2 separate regions of the Homo sapiens genome follow, and region 2 is linked to region 1. Evidence: chromatin contacts called from ENCODE Hi-C or POLR2A ChIA-PET data. All regions are on one chromosome and are shown on one strand. The core of a region is the stretch at or near the end of the contact, and the rest is flanking DNA. Distances in the headings are between cores, read along the strand shown. Region 1 has its middle 23 kb from the start of ZNF80. Region 2 overlaps ZBTB20 (zinc finger and BTB domain containing 20).

Region 1 (3,163 bases), core at 584-3,083:
AGAAAATCGGAGCAATTAGAAAAAGAACTTGCACAAGTTTCTACCCTCACATCTTTCTACACTATGTCCATGCGTTTACCTTCACTCCTGCTGCTCTGGATGAACTGTGTATTTTCTACCTAAAGCCAACCCCTCCACTTTGCACCAGATCCCAACCCCTCACGCCACCCAAGGACATTGCTTTAGCATCATCTATTTTCCTTCTCTACTGAATCAGAACTAGAATAATGTGAGAATAATTAATAACATGGATCAGAATAACGTGATGCTATTTCTCCAATCAAAACCACAAACAACAACAGCAACAAGAAATTTCCCTGGGATTCCACTCCTAAGTCAAACGACTCCATTTCTTTCCCCCTTGCAGCAAACTTCTTAAAATGGTTGTTCTTACTCTCTCTCTCATTCTTCTTGTCTTCTGTTGAAGACATCTCAAGTAGGCTTTTGTTCCCTCCACAGCATCTCTATAATATTCTATCTGAAATATTATACATTTACTTGTTTATTTATTTGCATTTCTACACCTTCACTAGAACCAAAATTACAGGAAAATGTGGAATGGCTCTTTCCTCAGCATCTAGAATAATGTCAAGTTCACAGTGGGCACTCCCTTAAATACATTTTGAGTGGAGGAATGAGTTTGGGATTTGAACCCATGCAGTGTGGCTCCAGTGTCATTAAGTCAGAATGGTGGAAGAGGGGCATCCTTCTCACCAGGGACTCCAAGAACTATTTGAGAATTGGTAAGGTTGGAAGTCTCCCCTAGTAAGGGCAGAGCCAAAAAAAACAAAAGCTGTTTATTATAACCCTATCTTGCCCCATCTCTGATAGGCTGAGAAACCCACGTTACACATCTGTGTTAATGTGAGAGCTGCAAAACACCCCTGTATCCTGAGAAGATGTGGTTTAACTTGACGTGTAACGGCATCCGCAGATACTATAGGGTACTTATGAGTCTTGTGTTGGTTTGCTGGTTTTTTTTTTAACTCACTAAATTCTATTTTAACAACCATGTGCTCACCCCACCTCCTGACCTAAGGTATTTTCCTTATCTGAGCACACCTGTGCTTGTTCCTAGGTAAATCTGGGCCAATGCAGAGTACTGTCTGCACTGCTTAGTTGGTAAATGTGTCTGTAGCATGACTATCATCACAACTGCCATCTGAGCAGCAGAGCCAGATGGAATCAGACCACTCATTGGTCTACTGAGGTAAGGATGGGCTTTTTAGCTCTGCTCTCTCTTAGAAACAAAAACAAACAAATCAAAAGACTAACTTTTTTTTTTTTTGCATTCACCTAGACTATTATGCCAGAACTTGCGTAAGAAAAACACTTCTTTCCGACCCCTGTAGTGATCAACTGATGCCTTCAAGCAGGAAACCTGATTGCCCTCATCTCAGGCTGAGTCTGTTTTATCAATCACAAAGTGACTCAACCCTTTTTTAAAAGCCAGCTGTGACCATTGACTCTGTGACCTCCTGTGGTGGTGAATTCAGTTTAAAAAATAATAATGTTAAAATAACAAAGCTTATTGAAGCTATTATGCTTCAATGCTCCACCCTTTGGGGGCTAAAGGAAATAAAGCAAGTTGGCCAGACCTGAGGAGTTGATGATACACATTTTCCTCCCCCAGAAGCATCTTGTAACTTGTCCCACACCAGCAGTGACTTCCCAGTATGGCGTTTCTCCCCGCTGCTCCCATCAGCAAGAGCGTGCTGACACATGGGCTGATGAGCAGTGCCGAGACTTATGGAGTGTGTCCTTCCTGCTTCGAACCTCACAGCCTGTCATCCTCTGTTGTCACACGCTCTTGCTCATTCGCTCGCTGCTCACACTAATCTAGAAGATGATCAAAGAAAAACTCCACTGACTCACCCCTGCCTGGACCAGCGCAGGGATTGGTCAAGCGTGCGCATTAAATATTACCAGATTCTAATCTATTATTTTCACCCGCTTGCTTGCTCTCTCACTCGTACTCTCTCACTTCCTCTCTCTCATTTTTTTTCAAAAAATAAATAAATGAATTCTGGGTTGGCTGAAGATTTCAGCAATGTGAGTGCTGTGCAGATGGATCCTGCTGAAGCTGGTGCTGGCTCTCTAGGGAGTAGCATGAAATGCTGGTTTTCAAAACCTGAGCAGCGTGTAAATGGCAGCTAAAAAGGAAATGCAGATTGGTGCTGAGTGTTAATTGTCTCTTCCTCTCTTCTTCACACACTTCAGAGACTGTGTGGTGGCAGGAGACAGGAAAGCAGGCCTGCCCCCTCGTGGGGTGGGCTTTTTTTTTTTTTTTTTCTCAAGCTGGACTGAGAGAATAACAACACCTAGAGTCCAAGTCAAAACATGGAATGGGTTTTTTTTTTCTTTCAAGTTTTCATCTGATGAAAGTCCGGGAGGTGGCACCGAGCTTGTAATGAAAGTAAGAGTCTGCTGAGAATGAGTCGATGAGGTGTGACACAGAAAGGGGAAGCAGGATGTCTTTGTTTTGAAATGACAGGCGATAAGCTATGGGGGTGCCTGGTGAGATTTTAGTCCATAACTAGGTAGCAACTTGTCAAATGCAGGCCCCTTAAATGCATCACAAGAATTCTCACTTGAGATGATTTCAATTCTAGCTCTGCGTGTGTGAGTGTGTGAGTGTATGCATGCACGCATAGCAAAACATAATTGAATGCCAAAAAACATTGTCATGTCCTGTTAAGGGTACAATTGTAATCACACTGGAACGAGAGCTCTAATTTCCTCCATTGCTTTCCTCGCTTAGGCAGTGACAAGGTCAGGTTTATGACCACAGCCCAGGCTCAGAGCCATTTATTTTCATCCCTGAAGACTCATGTTAGCCTTCTCCCAAGATGTTAATCAAGCAGAATCTTGATTGACTGTCTTTTCTTTTTACGTTTTTGTCTAGATGAAGTGGGGTCATTTGAATTTGTGCAGTTTTGAATAAGATGGGGGCAATAGAGAAGCAACTGGGAAAATTGACTAGCCTTTGGCAAGGAGAACAGAAGAATCTGGAATCCTTTTTTAAAATCATGAAATTCCTGTGCCCCACCTGAGTCACTGTAACCTGTACCTGCTGATGCCTCATTTCTCCATGCATTTATGAAAAGGCTGTGACTCCCTGCTGTTGTCGTGTGGTGCCAACATCATTCCAGCTTGCCAGTTG
Region 2 (3,133 bases), core at 270-2,769, 200 kb before region 1:
ATAGATGAGCACATGATTTGATGACAAGAAGCTACTGCACACACAGTTTAGATATCAAGGCAAATGAAGAGCAAGACTTCATATCGCTTTAACAGGTTAAATTAGTCATCTTAAGCTGTTAATACATCAGGCTACTGGGCAGAAAACAGCAGCAGTGTGGTAGCAGAGCTTCAGAAGTAGATAATCCTAAATTCAAATCCCAAATCTGCCATTTACCAGCTGTGTGACCTTTGTTAATTTACTTTTCGTCTCTGAACTTCCCTGATCCTTACTTCTCTCATCTGTAATATGGAGATGATAATAGTTGCTGCAGAGAAGGAGTGGCATAATACAGCTTAGGTAATGTGACATATGTGACTGCAGGTTCAAGAATTTGTGCACCTTCTGGCCCCAGCAGGCTTAATATCAGCACTATAGTTAGTCCCTACTTTCTTACAAGCATGTGATTATAAGAAAAGCCCCTCTGGTTCAGGCTTATGGTCCTTTCAGTTCAGCATTCATTTTCTGATCACAGGGACAGGAAACTGTTATATAAGACACAATTGTCCTTGTTGCTAACTTAAAGAATTAGAGTTATTTTCCTCCAGATAGCCTAGTTTCTCTGAATAACCCACTATGGACTTATCCATGAATTTAGCTAAACCTTTGTGATACTATTTATGTCATCGACCTTTAATGAATTTTATAAGTTGATTGCCTACTGTGTAAAGTAGTTCTTTAGTTTGTCATAAATTGTTTCTTTTGAAAAGTAGTAAGATGACTTCCAGTTCACGTATACTAGAATTTGAAAAAGAAATCCATAGTCAGTTTCCCAGACCTTTTGTTTCTTTATAGACATTTACCATATCCTTGCCTGGATTTTATCATTATAAATAGAAATCTTCATCTTATGTCATGATTATTTTAATTAATACTGAACGTTCTCCTATTCTTTTTATTTATTTATTTTTTGAAGTACTTCATCCAGAAAGTATCCCACCCATGAGTTGCCGTTACCTTTTACTAGAGCTGATCGTAATTTAACTCTCCCCTTCCTCTATCAAAATTACACTCTATGCTCTGGGCTCAAAACAGAATGATCTTAGTGTGACTGCAATTGTATTTAAGCCAAAGTTCAGCTTAGAAACAGCTGGCAAAATGTTCAACAAACTGGACCATAGAGGAAGAATCATAACAAAAAGATGTGATTCCGTTTGTAGCAAAGGGAGAAACTTGTCTTAAGGAAAAGCTAGAGACTGAAGTTTTTGCTCATTTTGGATATCCTAAAGAAGAAGTAGAAGGCGATGTTTTCTGAGCCAATTTGTTCCACTAAAAGTGACCAGAATCAAGTCTAGGTTGGGCTGGCTGCCCTAGGTTGCAGTTAGAGGTTGGGGCTACTGTTTTGACAATGGCAGCAGAAATCTGTGACCAAAAAAAGCCTAAAACTGCTTGCCTCTGTGCTAGCATCGCTAGCATGAAGTAAGATTTGAACTTTAAATGACTCATTATGAGTGGGTGGCAACCTACTGTGGAGTTAGTCTATGAACCCAAGGTCAGCATCCCGGTGAGAAATCCCTTCAGGTTTGAGTGAGCGATACACCCAGTCACACTGAGATGGGAGATCCTTGTCCTCTTCAGCTTTGTCAGAGCATTCCCTGCTTTGTTTCCAATCCTATTTCTGAGGATATTTGGCACACTGCTTGGCTCACACTTGGCACCACTGTCTTCAGAAAATAAATGTCTTACATTTGTACAGTGCTTTATAGAACACTTTCACATAGATTGTCTCAGTTGATCCTCACAACTCTATGGTAACTGTTCATGTTCCCATTTTATGGATGAGGAAAACTGATTGAATTACTTGTGCAAATGGTGTTAGTAAGTTGTAGAGCAGGGACTGGCCTTATGATACTAAGTCTATGTCCTTTCCATGTCACCGCCACAAAGATAGCCAGGTCATTTCTGGACATCTTCCTGAAAATATACCTTGTTTCATTTTCCCCTGAATGTACTGCATTATACTTGCTTGTACTGAAGTTGCCCTGACCTCTTGTGGATGACAGCAAGCCTCATGAGATCATCCTGCAGACTTCGCCTTTTAATACCCCGAATACTAATAACACAATGTTCTACAACTTCCATATCATGTGGAGATGTTCCGTAAGCCTAGCACCAACCTTGCATCTGGACATTCAGTCTCAGAAGAGGTCATTTATCCCAAACTTTTCTTCTTTTTGTAAACTTTCCATATTAAAATCGTCCTTCCACTCCTTAATTTAAATGTGCTTCAATATTATTTTAACAAACTCAGTAGCATCTGTACCTTACATCTTTCTGTACCCTTCCCTCCCTTGTGAGGGAAGAATCCCTGAATGATCCTAGTAAGTTCTGAAAAGCCTTAGCAGGGTAGATAATGGGTAAAGATCATTGTATTTCAGCTCCCTGATCCATTACACCCCTGCCTTTCACCAGCATGCAGAGCGTTGTGTTTTTTTCTAACAGAATAAATTAAATATGAAAGAGAAGGACTAATGTAATTCAAATAAACATGTTAATGACCCTATTTTTCCATTTGGTAACTAGACCGGATGTGGTGGAATGCCAGTTTTTTACTGAGCCTGTAATTTAAAACTTTCAACAAGGACACTTTTTTTCCCTTTTATTTCCATCCTCCATTCCCACCCGCTTTTATTCTTACAGACACTCCTTACTGTCCAATTAGTTTTGGAACATGAAAACTGTCCTCACTGATGCCTGGAGCCATGGGGGACCTGGGATGGTTTCTCTCTGTGGAATGGCTTGTAAGAATCCAGTTTTACTGGTGATGACCCTGCCAGAGCTCTGTGCTGTTGAAGGGTGTGGGGAAGGAGGTGACTGGTGCATCCTGCACCTCCTCTGCACCCCCACTTTGTGTATTTTTGATATTTTGCATGTACATGTTTGCTGTTCTAGGCAGCACTTCAGCATTCAGATTTGGGAATAGAAGAGCTCTCAGTTTGCTTTTAACCCTGTAAGTAGCCATCCATCCCAGCTACATTTTTTATGAGTCAAAGCCATGTTTTAAGAGCTTGTTATCATCCAAACTAAAACCCTCACTAACTCGATGTGTCCCTGGATGACTCCCTAGTTTATTTCTTCCCTTCCCTCCACTAAG

Evidence for each region. A loop is a pair of places that touch in the nucleus more often than their neighbours do. ChIA-PET counts read pairs that join two places held with the same protein, here RNA polymerase II (POLR2A). Pooled maps may share reads with other maps.
Region 2: a pooled map shows a loop between it and region 1 (3-fold over the local background). The contact joins two enhancer-like sites. A Hi-C loop is called at or near these places in 4 of 168 maps with a recorded cell type or tissue (B cell, CD4-positive, alpha-beta memory T cell, naive thymus-derived CD4-positive, alpha-beta T cell and 1 more), 17 of 37 single-sample maps with no recorded cell type and 14 of 50 pooled maps. POLR2A ChIA-PET finds 5 or more read pairs at or near these places in 8 of 52 experiments (B cell, CD4-positive, alpha-beta T cell, CD4-positive, alpha-beta memory T cell and 5 more).

What each region holds. Positions count from the first base shown.
Region 1 is chr3:114,212,986-114,216,148 of GRCh38, reverse strand. No RefSeq gene overlaps it. Among named protein-coding and RNA genes, the nearest start is that of ZNF80, 23 kb to the left of the region's middle. RefSeq lists an enhancer at 1,740-2,413. Within about 2 kb of position 1,833, at least 12 of the 41 ENCODE cell types and tissues checked have a DNase peak (open chromatin) inside an H3K27ac peak, as active enhancers do.
Region 2 is chr3:114,410,922-114,414,054 of GRCh38, reverse strand. The region is part of intron 7 of ZBTB20 (zinc finger and BTB domain containing 20); the gene reads left to right. Among named protein-coding and RNA genes, the nearest start is that of ZBTB20-AS5, 41 kb to the left of the region's middle. Within about 2 kb of position 1,519, at least 7 of the 41 ENCODE cell types and tissues checked have a DNase peak (open chromatin) inside an H3K27ac peak, as active enhancers do.